Regions from separate parts of the Homo sapiens genome. Here region 1 is linked to region 2. A link is an interaction called in ENCODE POLR2A ChIA-PET data of the cell type or tissue named here. Cell type or tissue: PC-9. All regions are shown on one strand. Each heading gives the region's core, and the rest is flanking DNA. Links, peaks and the distances in the headings are about the cores only.

Evidence for each region. ChIA-PET counts read pairs that join two places held together with the same protein. Peaks named below come from ENCODE experiments on the same cell type or tissue, not always from the same donor. Only the 100,000 strongest peaks of a DNase experiment are listed, where the experiment ranks them.
Region 1: POLR2A ChIA-PET joins it to region 2 with 5 read pairs; 3 of 35 experiments call an interaction of 5 or more read pairs at or near these places.

Annotation. Positions count from the first base shown.
Region 1 is chr12:67,046,594-67,059,413 of GRCh38, reverse strand. It overlaps a transcript of GRIP1 not described here. Among named protein-coding and RNA genes, the nearest start is that of CAND1, 220 kb to the left of the region's middle. In PC-9, for the core only: no CTCF peak of the experiment used is centred there; DNase peaks (open chromatin) are centred at 2,863 and 6,223.
Region 2 is chr12:66,965,368-66,976,149 of GRCh38, reverse strand. It overlaps a transcript of GRIP1 not described here. Among named protein-coding and RNA genes, the nearest start is that of GRIP1, 290 kb to the right of the region's middle. In PC-9, for the core only: no CTCF peak of the experiment used is centred there; no DNase peak of the experiment used is centred there.

The sequences.
Region 1 (12,820 bases), core at 2,323-10,322, 83 kb before region 2:
ATTTGGTGGCTGGGCGTTGTGCCCTGGTATCCACTGAAATGAGACTTTTCCTATTTGATCTTTGAATGTCATCTTGGCAGCTCATTTGGACTTCCTGGACCTCACCATTGTGTCTAGTTGTGAGATCCTTGTGGTTTGTGACCTTCTACCGAGGCCTTTTCTAGGTACTTGTCCTATCAGCATTTCTGTATCTCTCCTGGCAGCCAGAGAGTGCTTAACTGTTTTCTCTGAATCATGATGGAGTTTGTGGGATCTTGGGAGGTGTGCTCAGTTCCACCTGTCTTAGTCACCTTCTGCAGATATTACCACTCTATGGTCCAATGCCATGTTGAATGTGGCATGTGCCACATAGGGGGCCTTCATGCTAGGTGATAAGGGTCATTGGCCACAATGTTCTCTAAATCCCTCAAAGATACACAGATGTTAGTTCTTCTTTCCTTTTGTACTCGTCAAGGAGTTTTGAATCCTTGAAGAGTATCAGACACTTACATCTGATTTTTTGCTCCTCCTTTCCTTTTTTCTCTTTCTTTGCTGTTCCCTATCTGAAGTGGTTTAAGTTTCTTGAAAACTTAAAACTGTAAAGGGCAGGGATAAGGAGGGTGACTGTATGATAAAGGGGAAAACAAGAATCCTATTCCTTTGCCAGGTGGACTCTTCTTATGTTTTGAACATCAGCAAAGAAAGAAATAGAAATGGTTAAACAGCTTAGAGATGACATCGCTCGAGGCTGACAAGTAGTTTTGAACAGCACCTTCTACTAGTCTTCCTTGCACATAAACTTTTCTCACTTAATAGTTTTACTAGAAATCTGCCCTTTGTATTTTATCGGCAAACGTATGAACACAAGAACCGACATATTTCTTCTCATAGTCAGTAGTGTAATTGCAGTGTGAATTTACTGTTAGGTGTTGATGTGTTGTTAAGGTGTACTTTGTATTTTGAATAAAGATGTTTAGAATAGATCACTACATGTACTCAAGACTTCTTGTGTGAATTTATGTTAGAATTAATAAGTCTTTTCCTTTTACTGTTGAAGTGTTTCTTTTTCACTTTCATTTATTGTCTGAATATAGACAATTGAAAATCTGATACACAATTTGACATCACAAATTACTAGGATTTATGTCTTTTTAAGGCACAGTTCATCATTTGAGAAAGGTACTGAATGTAGTTTTCACCTATTGGTACATTAAAAAAGCAATGATGATAAAACAGTAGAGAATAACACAGTAATGTGATAGGTATTTATTTGTTTATTCTGGTATATAATCTGTGAATGGTTTCCTTCCGTCATATCTTCTGATGTCTGATATTTATATCTACTATTACTGATACTCACAAATTCCATTGTAAACCACTGAGAGGAATATACTAATATCCTCATGAAATCAAACTTTGATAGTTGTAAGGATTTTCACATTGTCCTCTTCGTGTCAGGATTGTTGATTTAAAAAAGTGGCATTTAGAATTGCATTTTACAGATGAATTCAAGTGTTTCTTTTTACACGTATAATTTTCTGGTATGTGCAGAGCACATTTTCGTTAAATGAAAACCTTGAACAAGGCAATATAAGTTTAGTTTCTTTGTTACCATTTCACATTTTCTCCCTGTAATTTTAGTTATGAAAATGAAAATTTGCCAGGCTAGAATCAGACACCTGTAGTGCTGCATCTGCTGAGAAAGCGCCTCATCTGGCTTTGTTAGTGAGCCTGAATGCTGATATACATATAAGATACTTGCCACCAAAGGGTAGCCCTGTTTTGTTGTTGTTGTTGTTGTTATTGCTCACAGTAATATAAAATTATGATAATAGCATTGGCTCTATACTCAATAACTGCATTTACTCAGACCCTTACCCTCCCAGACCCTAATGATCATACTGGAAAAAGAAGGAAGGGCAGTGTATTAGTCTTCCCAGGTTTCCACAGTAAAGCACTATATGCTTAAACAACAGGAGTTTTTTTTTTTTTTTTTTTACGTTCTTGGAGGGTAGAAATTCATTATCAAGGTGCCAGGTTCCTGGAGGGCTTTACCTTTGGGTTGCAGATGACTGTCTTCTTGCTGTGTGCTCACATGGCCTTTTCTTGGTAGGTGTAGTGCAGAGAGAGCGGGGAGGGGAGTGAAAGCTCTCTGGTGTCTCTTCTTATAAGGACACTAATCCTGTCAGATCAGGGCACACCCTTATGACTTCATTTAGCCCTCATTACTTCCTTAGAGACCTTTAATCTCCAAATGCAACCACACAGGGGGTTAGGGATTCAATGTATGAATTTGGGGGCCACATAAACATTCAGTCCGGCCAGGCACGGTGGCTCACGCCTGTAATTCCAGCACCTAGGGAGGCCGAGGTGGGCATATCACTTGAGGTCAGGAGTTCAAAAGAAACCAGCCTGACCAACAATGGTGAAACCCTGTCTCTACTAAACATATAAAAATTAGCCAGGCGTGGTGTTGGGCACCTGTAATACCAGCTACTTGGGAGATTGAGGCAGGAGAATCGCTTGAACCCGGGAGGCGGAGGTTGCAGTGAGCCGAGAACATGCCATTGCACCCCAGCCTTGGTGACAGTGTGAGACTCCATCTCAAACAAACAAACAAACAAAACAAAACAAAACAAAACCATTCAGTCCATAACAGGAAGATTATTCAGTGGCATATGTAATGCTCTTACAAGTTTCATCTCTCAGTGTTTAGAAATTGATCCTTTTGAACAGATGATGATGGGCTGGTTTTAAAATATGGCTTTCAAAATTTTGGGGGAGAGTTTTCCCCTTGAGTGTCTATGTCTCCTCCATTTGAACTGGGCAGGCTTGTGGCTGATTAACAGGTAGAAAATGCTGGAGGTGACACTGTATGACTTCTGAGGCTGGTATGCAAAAGTCAAAGCAGCTTCCCCCTTGCTAGCTGGAACACTTGTTCCTGGAATCCTGAGCTACCATACTTTCAACTACACTGAAGCCACAATGCTGTGAGGAAGCCAGTTCACATGGAGAGGACATGTGTAGGTGCTCTGGTTGACAGTCCTGGTCTTCCAGTTTTCCTAGCCCAGGCACCAGACAAGTGGTTAAATGAGCCTTCAGATGATTTTAAGCCCCAGTTTTTGAGCCACCCCAAGCTTTGAGTCTTCATAGCTAAGGCTCCAGACATCATGCAATAGATGCTAGATATGTTCACTGTGTCCTGTCTGAATTCATGACCATGGAATTTATATGCAAAATGAAATGGTTCTTAAAAGGAAGCTATGTTTTGGGATAATTTGTTACACAGCAAGAGTAACTGGAATAGACATGGTATGGCTCCTTTTTGGATCCCTTATCCCCCCTTCTACTATACTATCAAGAACTCATTGTCTGTTATCAGCAAAATCCCTTATATCCTCAGCCCCTTCCATTAACTTCCCCCTCACCTTCTTGCTGTAACTGAAACTTAGCTCCCCCTTAGACAGATCATTCTGGTGATTTCAATATTCATACGAATTGTCCTTCCAATTTCTTGGTTTCTCAGTTCCATGTTGTCCTGTCATTCACTTGTTATATCTGGCTATACCTGGGATCCTCACTTCTGTAGACACACCCCAGACCAGCTGTCCTCAAAGTGTGGCCCAGTGGCTTCTGGGGGGTCTCTAAATACTTTCAGAAGGTCTGTGAGACCAAAACTATTCTCATAATCATATAAAAACATTATTTGCCTTTTGGACTTTTATTCTGTTATGAGTGCATACTAGTTTTTCAGAGGCCACTAAAGGAATTTGTACTTGTATATTCTTGCATTTTAAACTTTTCTGTTTTAATTTCTAATATGGTAAATATTGAGAGGCATGACCAAAAACTTTTGGGAGTCCTCAGTAACTTTTAACAATGTAAAGCAGTCCTGAGACCAAAATGTCGGAGAGCTGCTGCCCTAGACTTTACCATTACCAATAACTACAACCCTGTCTTGTGTCATTTTCAAGCATCCTGTTCTTATGTCACTTAGAAAGTAGAAGAAATTAGAAGACAACTTCTGCTTCACCTGTGGCCATATAGTCTGTCTTCACTGCTGTGAAGCCTAACGGTGTACTCTTACCCAAGGTTAACCCTCCACTTGTGCACCACATCCCATTCCCTCTGGCCCACTCCAGGAGCGGCTCCAGCATACTCTCCCCTCTCTCCAGCATGACCAGGGTCGCCTTCTCTACTGGATTATTTCCAGCATACAAACATGAAGTTATTTCATCTACTTTAAAAACAGGCATCTCTTTATCTGCAATTTTCCTAGTTACTGCTCCAGTTTTCTGCTTCCCTTAATAGCAAAATTCCATGAGAGATTTGCCTGTATTAACTCCATAGTAGTTGTTATTCTCTCTTGAACCTAGTCCAGTTAGGTTTTTGTGCCCTATTCTATTTCCTATGAAGAGAACCAATAACCTCTACATTGGTAAACCCAGTAGCCGATTTCCAATCACGTATTACTTGACTAGTAGGCAACATTTGAGATAATTAGTCCCCTACTGGAAGTACTTTATTCAGTTGGCCTCTGGTCTATCACATTATGCTGCTTTTCCTCCTCCTTACTGGCCACTCCCTCTTGGTCTCTGTTGGTGTTTTTTCCCTCATGCCCCTGATTTCTACATATTGGAGTACTATAGGGTTTGACTTTTTTTTTTTTTTTCAATACTGTCTTGCTGTGTCACCCAGTCTGGAGTGCAGTGGTGCAATCTTGGCTCACTGCAGCCTCTACCTCCCGGGTTCAAGCAATTCTCCTGTCTCAGCCTTTTGAGTACCTGGGATTACAGGTGCGCACCACCATGGCTGACTAATTTTTGTATTTTTAGTAGAAACGGGGTTTTGCCATTTTGGCCAGGCTAGTCTTGAACTGCTGGCCTGAGATGATCTGCCCACTTCGGCCTCCCAAAATGCTGGGATTACAGGTGTGAGCCACTGCACCTGGCCCCCAGCTGTAGTGTTTTTATTTTTATTTTTTCGCACATGACAAACTATATATTTTACTCATTTATTTGTGTATTTTATATGCCTGCTGTTTATTGTTAATGGAAGCCACTTGAAAGCAGGAATTTTTATCTGTTTCGTTACTGTTGTATCCCCAACACACAGAAGAGTGCTTGGCTCATAGTAGGTGCTTAGTAAATATCTGTTAAATAAATGAAATCTCTCAGGTTGTGTTACTAAGAGCATAAGAGAAATGATTTGCAGATGATGATATAATTGCATTCACTTTTAAGATTTCCATTGCTTTTAGGGTTTACATTTGAGCTTTAAGCATCTTGATTTCAGGGGAAGAAGAATCAGGAACAATTTATATTCCATATCTTGCCTGGTCTTCCCATTGTGGATGAAGAAGAATTGGGGACCTAAATAAACTTTACCTCCTCTCCTGCCACAAATAGGTAGATGGCCGGTAAGCAGTGAATTTCTCTTTCACCACTGGAAATCTATAGAGTGGTCCTTGAAAACTGCCTTTTAATGTCTAAATTTTCAAATTATTTCTGCTAAAATATACCTCTGTTGAGGATCCACATGATTTTTAAAAATGTTTTAATTGTTTAATTTTTATTTATATTTATTTTTTTTTTTTTGAGATGGAGTCTCTGTCTGTCTCCCAGGCTGGAGTGCAGTGGTGCGATCTCGGCTCATTGCAACCTCCACTTCCCAGGTTCAAGTGATTCTCCTGCCTCGGCCTCCCAAGTAGCTGGGATTACAGGTACACACCACCACGCCTGGCTAATTTTTTGTATTTTTTTTGTTAGTAGAGATGAGGTTTTGCCATGTTGGTCTTGAACTACTGACCTTAGGTGATATACCCGCCTCAGCCTCCCAAAGTGCTGGGATTACAGGCATGAGCCACCACGCCCGGCCCAAGGATACACATGATGTTTTAAAGCAGAAAAACAGTAGAGGAATGTTTTGTAGTGAAAATCTTTGTCTCGATATTTATTCTGACATATGATTTTTGTGTTAGCAATCGTGTCATAATCTTATTTGTGTCCACATTGCCTGCCATGGGTCAAGACATGGTGTAGATGTTTAATATTTGTTAAGTGAATGAGTAAATGGGATAAAATGAGTTTACATTTTAAACAATAGGGCAGGAAAGAGATATTCTATACTTCTATATTCCCAAGGTATCTGCTTGGTTTCTCTCCTTATCCCCCAGCTTTGGAATATCAGAATAACAATTTTATGACTTTACTACATTTTTTTAAATGCCTGGCACAGCATTCCTCAGGCATTCATTAAATACTTGTTGACTGAGTGATCTACCCCTTCCTCCTGCAGACTATTTAACCTAAGGGAGACTCCTGAATGAATCAAAGGCCCCTCATGGATTCCTCATCATGGAACTAGTCAGTTAGATCTGGGATATATGCAGTGGATGAAGAATGAATATTCACTGATATAATTTTTTCCTTCTGTTATGGGAAAACAATCTAGGAAGCTTGATTTTAGGATAGAGATTTGGGCTTTAAGAATCTGAATTGGATTCTAAGTCTAATTCCTACACTAAGTGGTCCTATAGATTTGAACATACTATTTGACTTCTCAAGTTCTTCCTTTGTAAAATAACCATAGTAATACCTACTCTTCAGGGTTGTTGTAAAGATTTCCTTCCTCCCTCCCTCCCTCCGTCCCTCCCTCCCTCCCTCCCTTCATTTTTGAGAGAGAGTCTGCTCTGTTACCCACGCTGGAGTGCAGTGGCGTGATCTTGGCTCACTGCAAGCTCTGCCTCACGGGTTTACGCCATTCTCCTGCCTCAGCATCCTGAGTAGCTGGGACTACAGGCACCCGCCACCACACCCGGCTAATTTTTTTGTATTTTTAGTAGAAACGGGGTTTCACTGTATTAGCCAGGATGGTCTCCATCTCCTGACCTTGTGATCCACCTGCCTCGGCCTCCCAAAATGCTGGGATTACAGGCATGAGTCACTGCGCCCGGCCTGTTGTAAAGATTTTAAGACTACCTGTAAAAATACCTGTCAAGAGTGGGCCACCAGTAATGATAGCTATATATAGAATAGTAAAATTTAGACAATAATGTAGTAATTACAAGATCCTATACAAAACAATGTCCAGGTTTTCTTGTTATTACACATGATGCAGTTACCTGAGGGTCATTTTAGAAGGTGAGTTCCAGGATGTTTGGAGATCCCTGTGTCTCATGAAGATGGTTGAGGGAGGGGGACATTTGCCAGTTTCTCATGCTAAAATAAATATTTGGTAACACAATAACTTCTTGTTAAAAATATTTGAAAAAATGATTATGAATATAACCCAGAAATTTATCTAGGCTAATCTGTGTCAGACTTAAGGCCTCCAAACGTGTCATAGAATAATACATACCTGGATAAAGGATTGATTTTAAAGAATATGCCTCCATTTGCTTTGTTACTGATATGTGGTTCAGCCTGACCTCAGGCTCTTTAAGTCACAATTTTCCAGTTCTCTTCCTGTCAGTGACTTCATTTGATGAATAGCTTTGTGCAATGTGAGGCTTTCAATATATGTTAAACCAAGACAATAAAGATACTAAACTATTTTCTTTCAGTATAGAGAACCTGCAAAGATGTGATGATTTGGATTTTGTTTCAACAGTTCAACTAATGGCTAATGAATAAAAACAACAAACAAAAAACAGCAAAGCTTCTTTCTGATCTGAGGTTGTGGCAAACCTAACCTGGGATCTGACGGGATGCGTTTTGCCAGCTCAGATCTCTTCTGCTACTGGAAACTTGCATTATTTACAGCCATTAGGAGCTCCCTGGCTTCCATTCCACTCATGACTAGCTTTACCTCTTTGACCCCACTGTATTATTGTCTAGCCCAGTTCAGCTGAATCTTTCAACACAAAATATACAGGGAACCCCTTCCTGGGGAACTTCCTTTGTTATTGAGGTCTTCGCTGATGGCTTCTTCCATTTGATACTCAGTCTCAGTCACAGTAGGATTACGGAATCTTTTGCCAGAGTATCAATCTACATGGGTGCTACACATTACTGAAAAAAATTAGGAACATGGTGCTAGTTAATTCAAGTCTTCATGTAAAACTTCTTCTATCATAGTGGACATTAAAAAAAATCTCTCTGCAAAGTGCATTGACCCTACCTCTAGTAGATGAATGTTGAACAAGTAGCCTATCTAGGAAGCAAGTGACTAGCATCCATGGGCATCCCACAGGTTGTAGTCCAGCCCCGATCTTGGTGGTTGGGATTGATGTTGCTGCCAAGTCCCTCCGTTTCATGTTCAGGCTCTGCCTATGTTCCTGGTGTCTGGTACCTGATTTTTCAGGATGCTGACATTTACTTCTTGCCCACAACACCATATACCCTAAGTCTTGCCAACATCTTTGAATGTCTTCTGCTGGTCTGTCTCTCCTCCGTTGTTCTTTTACTATGTCCCAAGTGCATGCTTTGTTCAGTATCTGCCTAAGTCTCAGGATACTGATTTTAGCTTTTTACTAGGTCCTGACATTCCCGTAGTTTCCTCTTACCTTTCTGGACATGCCAGACAAACTCTGACCTTAGGTTCTGTGAAAACTGGTACCTGCAGAATTCCTCAGTGTTTGTTTATATGAAAGTTCATTGTGCCTCTTGATTGTGGGTGAGTTGAGGAAAAGGGGTAAAGCAGTGGGCAGAGGTTGCAACATTTATTTGGTTATAGGACACCTTTGCTACTGGAGCATCTTGTAGGGTAATGTAGTTCAGAACATGCATGGAGAAATGCTACCATAGAGTAGTAGTGACATTTGGGACTTGAAAAAAATCTTAAGAGCAGGTATAATTCCCTCAACAACAGAAGAACATCAGTGCTTTAGAATGTTTGATTTTGAACTTTCTTGATGTTTTCTCTGCCGTTCTGTAGTGTTATTCTAATTAAAATCTTTCCTCTAAACTCTGCTCTTTTTTTTCCAATTGAGCAAATTCGGCATTTATTGAGGCCCTACTACATGTCATATGCTGTTCTAGTTGCTGGAAACACAAATGTGAATATGGTAGGCCTGCCCTTAAACAATGAATTACAGTGTAAAATGAACCTTTTATAAAGCTGGTCCTATATCAATCTAATTATTTTGTTTTTCTTCATTTCAGGCCTAAGACAGCTTTATTTTCTTTCCACTCCAAATAATGAAGAATCCCCTTAGGGCAAAGAAGGAATTTCTGAGCATGTTATAAAAAAATAGAAAATAGGATAAGTTGCGTGAAGATTTAATATTTCTATACATCAAAACCTACCATAAACAAAATTAAAAGGCAAATAGTAAACTTGGAAGAACATTTGTAACATAAAAGACAAAAGTTTAATATCATAATAAAATAAGCACATAGTAGCTTTTAGTAAATCATTGCTGAATGAATGAATACATATATGAATTCAAAGCAATGAAAAAATCACCCCAGGAAAAGATGTAAACATTTGACATAGGACAAGTCACCAAAAAAAAAAAAAAAGAAATTCAAATACGCAAAAAATGCAAAGAAATGCCAATTAAAACAAAACAACTTTTTTTTACCAATTATTTATTAATTTGACAAATACTAAGCATCCATTATCACCATACTGTTAATTGTTTTATAAATTATGTTATTTCACTTAGTTTAAGTGACAATTCATCTCAAATAGGTATTTTTATCCTCATTTTATCAATGAGCAAAGGGCTTAAAGAAGCTAAGTCTTTTTTTTTTTTTTTTTAATTGTACTTTAAGTTCTGGGATACATGTGGAGAACATGCAGGTTTGTAACATAGGTAAACATGTGCCATGGTGGTTTGCTGCACCTATCAACCCATCATCTAGGTTTTAAGCCCCATTTGCATAAGGCATTTGTCCTAATGCTCTCCTTCCCCATCCCCTTCAACCCCTGACAGGCCCTGGTGTGTGAAGTTCCCCTCCCTGCGTCCATGTATTCTCATTGTTCAACTCCCACTTGTGAGTGGGAACACGCGGTGTTTGGTTTTCTGTTCCTGTGTTAGTTTGCAGAGAATGATGGCTTCCAGCTTCATCCATGGCCCTGCAAAGGACATGAACTCATTCTTTTTTATGGCTGCATAGTATTCCATGGTGTATATGTGCCAAAATAAGCTAAGTCTTATAGCTAAGATGTCGGAGGCAAAATTTGGGCTTAGACCTGTCCTCAAAGTCTATGGTTTTACCTCCTATGGTATTCTCTTAGCATGAAAAATGTCATGAAGGATATTTGATGACATGGGAAATTGTTTATGAAACAGAATTAAGTAAAAACAATTACAAAACAGTATGCATATATGATCCCACGTATGTTCTAAGAACGGTGCATGGTTCTGAGTGCAATGGCTTGTGTCTGTAATCCTAGCACTGTGTAAGGCTGAGGTGGGAGGATTGCTTGAGGCCAGGTGTTGAGACCAGCCTGGGCAGCATAGTGAGACCCTGTCTCTACAAAAAATAAAAAAAATTAGCCAGGTGTGGGAGTACATGTCTGTATCAGTCCATTTCATGCTGCTGATAAAGACATACCTAAGACTAAGAAGAAAAAAGGGTTTAATGGAGTTACAGTTCCACGTGGCTGGGGAGGCCTCACGATCATGGTGGAAGGCAAGGAGGTGCAAGTCACGTTTTACATGGATGGTGGCAGGCAAAGAGAGAACTTGTGTGGGGAAACTTTCATTTTAAAAACTGTTAGGTATTCGTGAGACTTATTCACTATCATGAGAACAGCACAGGAAAGACCCACCCCCATGATTCAATTACCTGCCTTCGGGTTTCTCCCATGACACATGGGAATTATGGGAGTTACAACTCAGGATGAAATTTGAGTGGGACACAGCTAAACCATATCAGTGCCTTTAGTCCCAGCTATTTGGGAGCTGAGGTGGAAGGATTGCTTAAGTCTGGGAGGCTGAGGATGCAGTGAGCCATGATTGAGCAACTGCACTCTAGCCTTCATGACAGAGCAGTACTTCATCTTTAAAAAAAAAAATGTATGTGTGTGCGTATATGTATACGTTTACATATATAAAATTTTTAAAAAGGTATATGCATAGAGCAAAATTTGCAAACGTGTACTAAAGTGTGAACGGTGCATATCTGTAACTTTTGAGAGTTTGGCTAACTTTTCTTTCTTCCTAATCTGTACTTCCTAATGTTTCTACAATGTATATGTTGTTATAAGCAACAATATTTTAAAAATCTTGTCACGTTTGTGTGTGTGTGTGTGATCTGAGTGTATGTAAACAAATTTCAAGTATTATGAAATCTATATGAAAGAGTTAACAGGAATACCTTTTTTTTTTTTTCCCAAAATAAGACTAGAGGAAGCTCATGCAGGGAATAGAACAGTGTGTTCTGTGGGCCCAAGGAATACAGAGTGAATAAATAAATTGATAAATGATATGGCCAGGTGACTAAGAACCACAAATGTAAATGTCTAATACATATTTGGGGAAATAATATTAGCAATTAAAGACTTACAAATAGAACCATATGAAATAACTGTTTTTTACTTATGTGATTAGAAAAGCTTTATAAAAAAGAGGCTGTCCAGTGCTTTCACAAGGTGTGCTGAAACAGGTAGTGCTTTGGAGAAAGCAATTTGATGATAGGTATAGGATGTCTAAAAATTGTTTATACAAACCGTGACTCAGTAATTCAACTTCTGGAACTTGATCCCAAGTAAATAATCCTAAATACTGAAAAAGCTTTTCCACAAAGATAGAATATGGCATTGCCCATAATTGTGAAAAATTGAAAGCAACCTAAATGTGCAGTGCTTCGGTAATGGGGTAATGGCAATCAGTAATCAATTACAGAATTTATTAGTTATTCAATAAATATTAATTCAGTGCCTAAACTGTGCAGGCATTATTTGGATGCTGAGGAGACAACAGTGAACAAAACAGACAAAATCTCTTCCCCAAATGATTTTTTAAAAGATTTGCATAACATGGGAAATGCTGACTTTAAATTTTGGGTATAAAAAGGGGAATGTTAAATTGTATACATATTGACCTCAACAGTGTGAAATAAAACAGAAAAAAGATTGAAAGGAAATACATGAAAATATTAAGTTATCTTGCAATTGGATTGTGGATAAATTTTAAAAAAACATTATTTTTTGCTGTGTCTCAAATTTTCTATAATAAGAATGTGTTTTTTAAGTTAGTAAAGTGAACATTAAACTCAATTGTCATTATTTACTATATGTTTGCAAAATTCTGTTTAAATAGGAAAATTGGAACTTATATCCAAGCAACCATGACAATTTAATATAATTAAAACTACCAGAATTTGTGATTTTATTGAGCTTCTAAAACATCTTTGGTTTTACTGATATGTTTAAAACTGTTAAGACGCTGCTTTCATTAAAACACTTCTATAGTAAATGGTAATTGTGTATTGAACAGATAAAAACTTACACTCAACAGATCAAAAAGTCCAACACAATGTCAGTTTGATTAGGTAAATGCAAATTTAGTAGCCTAGAAATCCTTTCGACTTCTCATTTTACATGCCATAAAGAGTACAGTAATATATAATTCAAGTTCTAAAAATGGCTACGTAGGATAATAGTGCTTTTTTCCGTTTTCCTCTTTTAAAGTAGGAGGAGGGAATTTAAATTTCCATTGAAGCACTATTTTCTAGAGTGAAGGATCCCACTACTGTGATTCTAAGTAAACTTTAATTATGTTCCATACTTACATGTAAATTTATTTTGTGTAATTGGCTTGTGTTTTGAAATGTTTTAGATAGATTCTTTTAAGTTTAGGGATTGTTTTTATACTTTGTGCTTGAAAATAGGTTTGAATTAAAAATACAGATATTTTAAATTTAATTTTAAATTAGAAAAGATTTCA
Region 2 (10,782 bases), core at 2,399-10,398:
GCGATGCATGTCAAAATTTAAAATCTACATACTCTGTGACCAAAGGCAGATACAGGGTTTGTGGAGCCCAAGCCTATGCAACTGGGGAAGGGAGAGAGTTCTTTTAAAAAAGGATCCCAAAGTTATAAATACAAATTTAGGTATGACATTAAATATTTAGTTCGAATGAGAAAAAATCACAACAAATTTTTATGAAATTGGTAAATACCATAAACATCACAAAATCCATCTCTATGAGGCAAACTTGGGAATCAGTCTGGCTCCAGGGCATGGCTCTTAACAGCTGTGCTCTGACTGCCTCAGAATGTATCATTCATCTGTGTCCATTGACTACTACAGACCAAAACACATTTGCAACTTCTTGTCACCTCTGCTGCTAGTGCCTTGGTCCAAACCTCCATCGTGTCTCTCTTGGATCATGGGAACACTCTCCTAACTGGTCTCTGTATTTTGCCCTTGAACAGAATGCATGTATTATGTTTTTAACATTTTTTAGTAATTGACTTTCTGACACTCCTCTATTTTATTTATTATATTATTTTGGTTACTCTTTGATTGCCTTTTCATGTGACGATGGTTTTGTACTATTTTCTACAAAAAGACAGGAAAGATAAGTCCTCTATCATGGTAGGTGGAAATCTATTTTTTATTGTTAATAGTTGCATAAAACCTGAAAATTCTCACGCACACAAATTTGCTATTTGTAGCACTGCCACAGGTTTGTTGCATTTGTAATTGCATATACTGCATTATTGAATATGTTTCTGACAGGAGAGAGCCTTCGTTTAGTCTAGCCACTGATGGAAACTGAATCCTTTGTTTACAATTTTAGATACCTGATGATTGGAAGAATTTTCTACAGACTAGCTTGTGGCTCTATACATTTTACATGCTGTTTCTCCTTCACTACTCATATATTTCTGGTGCCAGGCTTGGCAAGAGGTGTTTTCATTGTGATGTGACCTCTGACCTTGCAGGGTGAGATGGAATGAGGGGCAGTAGGAATATTCCTGCCTTTTTTTCTAGTCTGGAACAGCTATCAATACCTATCCCTGGAGGTGACCCCAAATCCATATAAAAAAGCCACTAAACCAAAATAAAGTATAATTCCAAAGTCAGTTTGACCCCCCAGATTCCAAAAATGTCCATGTCTCCTTCAGTGCAGTCAATTTAAAGGAATGTTTGATGAGAGGAAAATTGCAGTGGATGGCAACAGCAGTCATAACAGATCCAGTTGAAATATTTTATTTTTACAAATTTTACAAAAGCAGAGCCATTGAACACATTTCGAGGATCCCTTTTACGTCTTGGAAGAAGCTTTAGGAAATGAGGGACCCTGAAAATTACACTTAATTAGGCACTTAATATATGTGCCTCTGTCTATGACCTGGATACTTCTAAGAATTTATCATAAGGAAAATGTGCAGTAAAAATCAATAATAGCAAACATTTGTTGAACGCTTACTGTACACCAGACACCTTGCTAAGAACTTCATTTTGACTTTTTATAATGAGCGTTTTATTTTTATATCTTATTTAAAAATTCCAGAGAACAATATCCGTGTTTAAATGGGAATTTTAGTTTAGACAATGTCAAAATTATGTTCATTTTTACTTCATCTTTTCACTTCAACTTTTATATGGATTTATGCAGTTTATACAACAACTACATAGTGAATGCTAGGCAGTGTTCTAGATGTTGAAATTCCTGCCTTCATGAAGCTTATATTCTAGTTGGACAAGATACTCAATAAATAAGTTAACAAATAAGATAAATAAGTCTGTTATCGCATGTTGGATGGGTATAAGTACTAAGGAGAAACAAGATAGCAAGCAAGGAGGTAAGAAATATGTATGTGTATGGAGTGGGGGTTGAGATTTTAGATGGATCATTTCACAGAGAAGGTAATACTTAAGTAAAGACCAGGCCAGGTGCGGTGGCTCATGCCTGTAATCCCAGCACTTTGGGAGGCTGAGGTGGGAGGATCACCTGAGGTCAGGAGTTCAAGACCAGCCTGGCCAACATGAGAAACCCCATCTCTACTAAAAATACAAAAATTAGTTGGGCGTGTTGGCAGGCGCCTGTAATCCCCACCTACTCAGGAGGCTAGGGCAGGCAGAATGGCTTGAACCAGGGAGGCGGAGGTTGCAGTGAGCCGAGATCACGCCATTACACTACTCCAGTCTGGGCGACAAAGTGAGACTCTGACTCAAAAAAAAAAAAAAAAAAGAAAAGAAAAGAAAAGCCTTCTAACTGTGTATTCTAGGAAAACTCTAGAGTTCAATATTCAATATGCTGAAGGGTCTTCTTATATAATTTTAATGCCTGGATTACATTAGGATGGTAGTAAAGAGAAGCTACAACCATCACATAGCTGATGCACTTGTACCTGATATGTACTCTTGGTAAAGGCAATATGGTACCTACAAAATTACTTTAGGGTCATGTTATATGTGGTCTTTTACTGGATGGCATTGGAATGAATTACCATTTGAGGTAACAGAATTATCTTTCCTAGAGTTCTTTAAAAATAGGATAAATACTGGCAGAGTTGTGATGCTTTGATTTAAGCCAATAGAGGTCAGATTTTTTGATATACATAGGTCTTTTGATTTAGTAAGATGAATTTATTCAGAATTCAAAGATCTTTTCAAAATACACTCTCCTATATGGAGGCGGTAGGATCTGAACCAGGGGAATTACAAATGGTTTTAACAGGCTGAAAGAGGGGTTTTGAAGTACATTTTCCTTCAAAAAAAAAAAAAAAAAAGAATGAAAAAGGAAAAAAGGGAAAAAATAACCATTTTCCTGTCAAAAGAGAAAAAAGTTAAAGAAAAAAACCTACCCCAAACCCCTGAATAACCTACATAATGTGGGTTTTTTTTGTTTGTATTAAGGAGTGTTTTTAATATTTAAAAAATACTTTTCAACAATGGTTCTACTGAAAAAATAACAGTTTTACATGACATATAGATTTATAAAAATTACATGTTACTGTGTTTATAGAAAAAAATGGTGGCTGTGTTTTAAAAAGACATTGAAGCAACTCTTGTGTGAAAATACACAGGTGGTGTTGAAATAGAAACAAGCCTAGGCACTAGGGTTCCTAAGGTCTGCTTTCATCTCAGCCTCTCATTTGTTATGTTACATTTCAGGGCTATCATTAATACTGCCATTGTATCCCATTTTTCTTTCATCTTCTCTTTTCACCCCGGACCCTGTTTGGGGGCCAGGAGTTCCTTTGAGAATGTGAAGGCGGCCCTAAAAGCTCTCCTCTAAATAATGTGCAAATACACAACAGATTTGCATGTAAGTTTAGGGGTTTCATGGTTTCTGGAAAGCATCTTTGGACCTTAGCTGAGTGTGCATGAATTAGAATGCATTAGTAAGAACATGGGGCTGCAAAATATACCATATGAACAATAGTTAGAGCATTTCACTGTGATGAGCTAGAAAAAGAAAAGCTTGAGGACAGGTCGTTAATGAACTGTCACACATATCTGAAGAGCTGTTATGTGGAAGGAAGAAGTTTATTTGGGGTTGTTTTAGAGCTAGGTGGTCCACCACTGTAGCCACTGGTCACATGTGACTATTTAAATGAAAATTAAATAAAATAAAAAATTCAGCTTTCCACTCATAGTAGGCACATTTCAAGTGCTCAGTGGTCACATGGCTGCTGAATTGGACTGTTATATCTTTGTAAGAAGTTCTGTTGGGCAGAGCTGCTCTGAAGTTTTGAACTTTCAACAGAGTGAATTATGGCAAGGCAGATTTCAGCTCATTTCTAACAAAACTGTTCTATTAATTTTAACTGTTCAGTGCCAGAGCTGTTGAACTGGCTGCCTCAAAGAATAGTAAGCTTTCTGTCATTTGAAGTACTCAGACAGAGACTAGATTCCTACTTTTTGGAGTGATGTAGAAGAGTTTCCTACCCAGAACCTTAGGGTGTTTAAGTGGGAAGAAGACTCAGCAATTCAATGTTTCTTTTACTGCAGATGAAGACACAGACTCAGAGTCAGACAGTTTTGCCCAAAGACCCACAACTGGTTAATGGCAAATGCTAGCTGTCCTCATGAATCCTAGCTTAGTACTTTTCCCATTCCACCCATTGGCTAATGTTTTAACAACAAGGTCCTCGCGGTTCTTGTTGAGCAACACATTTCCGCTTCTGGCATTCACCAGCTTTTCCACTTATTCTCTCCCACTCTTCTGCAGTGAAAACTACACTGCAGCCAAGCTGAACTGGCTATATTGAAATACGTTATTCTGATTCCTGCCTCTGCGTCTTTGCTATTGCTTTGCCCTTTATCAAAGTGACATTTCTTCACAAACTTAATTCTACTTATTTTCTAACTTCTCCTCAGGTCTCAGAATATTCAAACCCATACCATCTCTTCTCTTTGCTAAACTACCTTGTTACAATGCACTCAGACATTTATACTCTCTGTGATGATTATATTTTGTCTTATCCCTTTGATGAGCTTCTTAAAGACTGTGATTACTATTTTCATGCATATATCCTTTTTCTGTCTCCCTCACTAGAATATAAGTTCCTCAAGGGCAGGGACTATAGCTGTCTTTTTCACCATACCTTACTATCCAGTTGCTATCCAGCAAGTGTCTTAGCACCATAATAGGTGCTCAACAAATATTTATTGAATGAGTGAATCAATTTTTCTCTTCCCAAGCATGCTATTATTCTCCTTAAGTTTGCCATGAATTCTCAATAAATACTTTTCTAAGCAAACATTTCTGTTTCTATAAAGTAAGTATTGAAAATAGGAATATGAAAAAAACAAAGTAAGGCACTCCAGCATGTAAAGTGCTTGGGAGTCCTCACTCCCTTCCAAACCTGAGCAAGTAAAACTTGGTAAGTTTTCCTGGAACTGTCAGCAATCTCAGGGCAAATCACTTGCCACCCCAAAATCTGAAGAAATAGGTACATTCAGACAGTCACAGCTAAGATTTGCTTACCTACAGCAGAAGCAACTGGAACCATAGACTAGAAGGGCCATTTAAATAGTAATTTTGATGAATTGCTGGAGGCTAAGTGTTGACTAGCTTGAGAGTGGAACTCCTAGGCGCAGGAGTCTGAGAAAGGGTCTCACACGTACATGGATTTTACCTCCCGGAAACCCGTCAGGTTTTCACAGCAAAGAGCCAAGATAGACCCTGTCCTGGCTCTGGCAAAGGGAAGGGGAAAGTAATGACTTTGAAGTGCGCTCAGAATGTTCTCTATGATAAAGACTTACTCTCCAAGGAAAAGGGCTTTACCAGAGTCTTATCCCATCTGGGGAGAAGATAGTTCTCTGACTCGAGGCACCTCTAGATTCCTGTGTCAACTAAGGAAGGAGGAAAAAGGTTAAGAAACATTTGTAAAGGTCACAGTACAGCAACATAGGCCCACCAAAAGATTGAGATGTAATCCTAAGAAAATGGAATGTTTCCCTTCCCCACTCCTTACCACCACAGCAACAGGGCTCCTTATAATAACAGTGGATTACAGCTGAAAGAGCTGCAAGATGCAGACAGACACTGGCTGGCCAAGGAGAGGGGGTCTCAGGAAAGTCCAAAGACAACAGGAGAGATGAAAAAAAAAAAAAAAAAAGACACTAGAGGACTTTGAAACCTCTGACAACCACATTTATAGCAAACATTATATACAACCCAATCTTAGACAGATAAGCCTCAAGCTGAAGTCCTTTTTGCCTCATTTCCTGTTATCTGATACATCATGTCTAGCTTTCAACAGAAAATTACACAGATGAGGCTGGGCACATGGCTCATGCCTATAATTCTAGCACTTTGGGAAGCCAAGGTGGACAGATGACTTGAGGCTAGAAGTTCAAGAGCATCCTGGGCAACATGGTAAAACCCCATCTATACAAAAAATAAGAAGATTAGCCTGGCATGGTGGTGCATGGCTGTAGTCCCAGCTACTTAGGAGGCTGAGGTGGGAGGATCACTTGAGCCCAGGAGGTCAAGACTGCAGTAAGCTGTGATCACATCATTGCATTCCAGCTTGGGCAACAGAGTAAGTAAGACCCTGTCTCAACAAAGCATGCTAACAGGCAAGGAAAAACAGCCTGTAGATACAAAGCAAGCGTCAGAACCAGACTCAGATGTGACGCAGATTTTGGAATTATCACACAGGGAATTTCGGTAGCTATGATTCATATGTTAAGGGCTCTAATAGAAAAAGTAGATAACATGCAAGAACAGAGGGGTGATGTAAGTGGAGCGATGAAAGAGCTAAGAAAAGATCAAAAGGAAAAGCTAGACATTAGAAACACAGTAACAGAAATGAAGAATGCCTCTGAAGGGTCACTCAGAAGACTTAACACGATTTTTAAAAGTCTCAGTAATCTTGAAGATAGGTCAATAGAAACTTCCCAAACTGAAATGCAAAAATAAAAGAATGGGAAAAAAAAGAGCCAGGCATGGTGGCTCACACCTGTGATCCCAGCACTTTGGGAGGCCGAGGCAGGAGGATTGCTTGAGCCCAAGAGTTCCAGACCAGCCTGGGCAACATAGTGAGACCCTGTTTCTAAAAAAATAAAAAAAATTAGCCAGGCGTGGTGGCATATGCCCGTGGTCCCAGCTACTTGAGATGGTAAAAGGCTAAGGTGGGAGGATTGGGAGGATCACTTGACCCTGGGAGGTGGAGGCTGCAGTTAGCTATTAACTGCACTCTGGCTGCTTGATAGAGTGAGACTGTGTCTCAAAAACCAACCAAACAAACAACAGAAGATGCAAGAACTCAGAACTTTGGCACAATTTCAAAAGGTGAAACATACATATACAGGTAATTGGAAGATCAGAAGGAGAAATAAGAATGGAACAAGAGAAATATTTGAAGTAATAATGACTGATAATTTTCCAAAATTAATGACAGACATCTAACCTAAATTCAGATCCAGGAAGCTCAGAGAACACAAAGTAGAATAAATTCCACAAAGTCTATACTTAGATATATGACATTCAACTTCGGAATGTGAAAAAATCTTGAAAGAAGCCCTGGGGTTGTGGGGATCACCATATCTATAGAGAAACAAGAATAAGAATTACAGTGGACTTCTCATCATAAACTATGCAAGTGAAGAAAAATACTTAAAGAGTTGAAAGAAAAATAAACCCTCATCAACTTTGAATTCTAAATCCATAAAAATTATCCTTCACATGTGAAGGAGAAATAAAGACTTTCTCACATAAGCAAAACCGAGGGGATTTATTATTAGCACAGCATACCTATTCTTTATAAAATGTTAAAAGAAGTTCTTCAGAGAAAAGAATAATGATAGTTCAGCAACTTAGATCAACATTAAGGAAAGAACATCAGAGAAGGAATAAATTTAAGGTAAAGTAAAATCTTTTGCTTTTCTCATTAATTGAGCTAAAAGAAAACTTTGTTTAAACTAATAATTGTAACGGTGTATTAGATAATTATAGCATATGGTTAAGTGAAATGAATGACAACAATGTCATAAGAGATTGGAGGGAGGAATTGGAAATACTTTAAGTTATCTGAACTACACATGAAATGGCATAGTATTAGTTGAAACTGAACTTAGATTAGTTTAAAATGCATATTGCAAACTCTAGAACCACCACTAAAAAAGTTAAAAGAAATATAATTGAGATGCTCAGAGAGTAGATAACATGTTATATAAAACGCTCAATTAAAACGGGAGAAAGAAGAACAAGAGGGGAGAATTAAAGCAAGAGAAGGCAAAATAAGAAAAAAATATATAAAACATAGGAAACCTAGAGTCGTAGGCAAATCCTTATTGTCTACAAGAAGCCCACTTTAAATATAAAGCATCAAGTTAAGAGTAAAGGGATGGAGAATTATACAGTATGTTAACACCAATCAAAAGAAAGCTGGAGTCACTATCTTAATTTTAGACAAAGCAGACTTCAGTACAAGGGAAATTATCAGGGATAAATAGGGACATTAAGACTGATAAAAGTATCAGTTCTCCAGGAAGACATAATCATAAAAACATATGCACCAAACAACAGAGAATCAGAATACATGAGGCAAAAACTGATGAACTTGCAAAGAGGCACAATTTCAAAATAACAAATTGACTATTGTAGCTGTGGACTTCAACACCCCTCTTTCACTAGTTGATAGATCAAGCCAGCAGAAAATCAGTAAGGACGTAGTTGACTTGAATAGCATTATCAGTCAGCTTGATCTAATTGACATGTATAAAACACTCCATCCAACAATAGCAGAATCCACATTTTCAAGCTTGCATGGAAATTCACCAAGATAGATCACATCCTGGGCCATAAAACATACCTTAACAAATTTTAAAGAATAGAAATTATACAAAGTATGTACTCAGACTGCAGTGAAATTAAACTATAAGTCAATAACAGAAAGATATTTGGAAAATGCCAAAATATTTACAGATTAAACAGCACCCTTCACAATAACACATGACTGAAGAGGTCACAAGATAAATTTAAGAGTATTTTGAATAGCCTGTAGTCTCAGCTACTTGGGAGGCTGAGGCAGGAGGATTTCTTGAGCCCAGGAGTTTGAGTCTAGCCTGAACAACATAGTGAGACCCAGGCACTTGAAAAATTTTTTGAATAAAATAAAATTTAAAATATAACTTATAAAAAATTGTGAGTTTAACTCCTGTCTTGCCATATACTAGCAGTAGCAGTACAACTGTGAATAACATACTTAAATGGCTGTGCTTATTTTCGTAAAATAATTTTAGTATTTAAAACTTCACCTAAAATAAGTTCTAATGTTCTATTGCATAGTATGGTGACTAGAGTTAACAATAACATGTTGCATATATTTTGAAGTAGCTAGAAAGAAATGACACATATTTGAGGTGATAGATATGCTAATTACCCTGGTTTTATTGTTACACAATGTATACATGTATCAAAACATCACACTGTACCACATAAATGTGTACAGTTATTATTTGTCAATTAAAAGCAAAATAAAACAAAAACAAACACAAAAAATTGTGGGATGCAAGGAAAGCAATGCTTAGAGAACAACTGATACCACTAAATGCTTACATTAGAAAAGAAGAAACAATGAAACAACAAAAATATCTTTCAATAGGTAAATGAATAAACAAATTGTGGTGTATCTATACAAAAAATAAATAAATGGAGGAGAAGAAGCAGTATCTCCTACAGAATTCCAAACAATTGATGCAGATACTTCACTCTCAAGAAAGTGGTAATTTTCCACTCCTTAAAGTGTAGGTTATGCATAGTGACTTTGTTTCAGAGTATAGTGTGGAAAGGGCAAGGAAGCGACTTTATGGTAGTTACTCACAGCCAGATGATCAAGACATCAGCAGTGATAAGCACTATTGCTATTATGTATGATGTGATAAAGATAACACTTCACCTCTGTGGTCTTCCTTCCCAAAATACATAACTCCAGTCTCATAATGAGAAAAACGTCAGACAAATTTTAATTGATGGCATTTTACAAAGATAAATACTCCTCAAATCTGTTAAGGTCATTAAAACCAACGGAAATCTCAGAAATTGTTAGAGCCAAGAGGACCGTAAGGAAACATGACAGCTAATGAAATATGTTTTCTTGGATGGGGTCCTAGAACAGAAAATAATATTAGGTAAAATGAAGACAATTGAATAAAGTATGGACTTTAGTTAATAATGATGTATCAATATTGGTCCTTTAGTTGTAGCAAATGTGCACTTAGAACGTGTAGTAATAGGGGAAACTCTCTGGGTTGATATAAGTGGAGCGATGAAACAAATAGGTGAAACTGTAATATTTGTAATTTTTGCAATTTTTGTAATTTTTCTATAAATCTAAAACTGCTGAAATACATTTTATTTTAGAAAAATCAATGTAAGTATACCTACTCATGTGTTCATTTGTAGAATTATTAGCCGAACCATTTTTTCCAGTTTCAATAATTTCTGCTGAATAAAACTTTTGGTATTCATGCTACTCAGTTTATTTCTGGAATACAGCAATTCTTTGATTTCTCCTTATAAATATATGCAAGAACAACAGTGTCCTTTAGTTGTTAGAATCTTATATAGTCCATATATTCTTCAGCACCCATGTTATTCATTGTCTTTTTACAACCTGCTATTTAAGGACAAAATACATAGAGTCACAAATGGAAAGTAAAGAAGAACCATCTCTTTCATCTCCTCCTCATTTTGTCATCACAGTGTGAAGTGTCAGTATGGAGAAGGCATTACTTTGAAAGCAGACTGTCTGGCAGAAACTGCAAAACTGCATTTTGCAATAGTGTCATCCAAACTCTGGGGAATTCTGTTATTCAGAAGCCTCTGTGGTTCATTCATGCATTAAGAGGATGAGTCTTGCTGCTTTCTCATCTGACAGAGGAGAATGTTGCCATGACAGCTGTTAGGAGGTGAGGAGATGTGTAAAGGGCATCCATAATGAAAAGAGAAAATAGCCTGGCTTCTTAGGTCTCACTGATGATGCATGGAGTGGCTTGTGTGGATTCTCAAAATGAACCTTGAAAATCCGTTAGTCCCATTTTAGTAATAATATCTCACACACACACACACACACACACACACACACACACACACACACACACAATGTTTCTTTTCCAGTAGCCTAAGAAGCATGTAGAAAAATTAAACCTCAACTAAAACCCCCTCATAGATACCTCCTTTTCCATCTTTGGAGTGTAGACTGAAGATCTACCATATTGAAGGTTTAAAACATTTGTTTTGTTAGTGATTATTATGAGGGAAAATATTTTCCAAAAAGGCAGAAT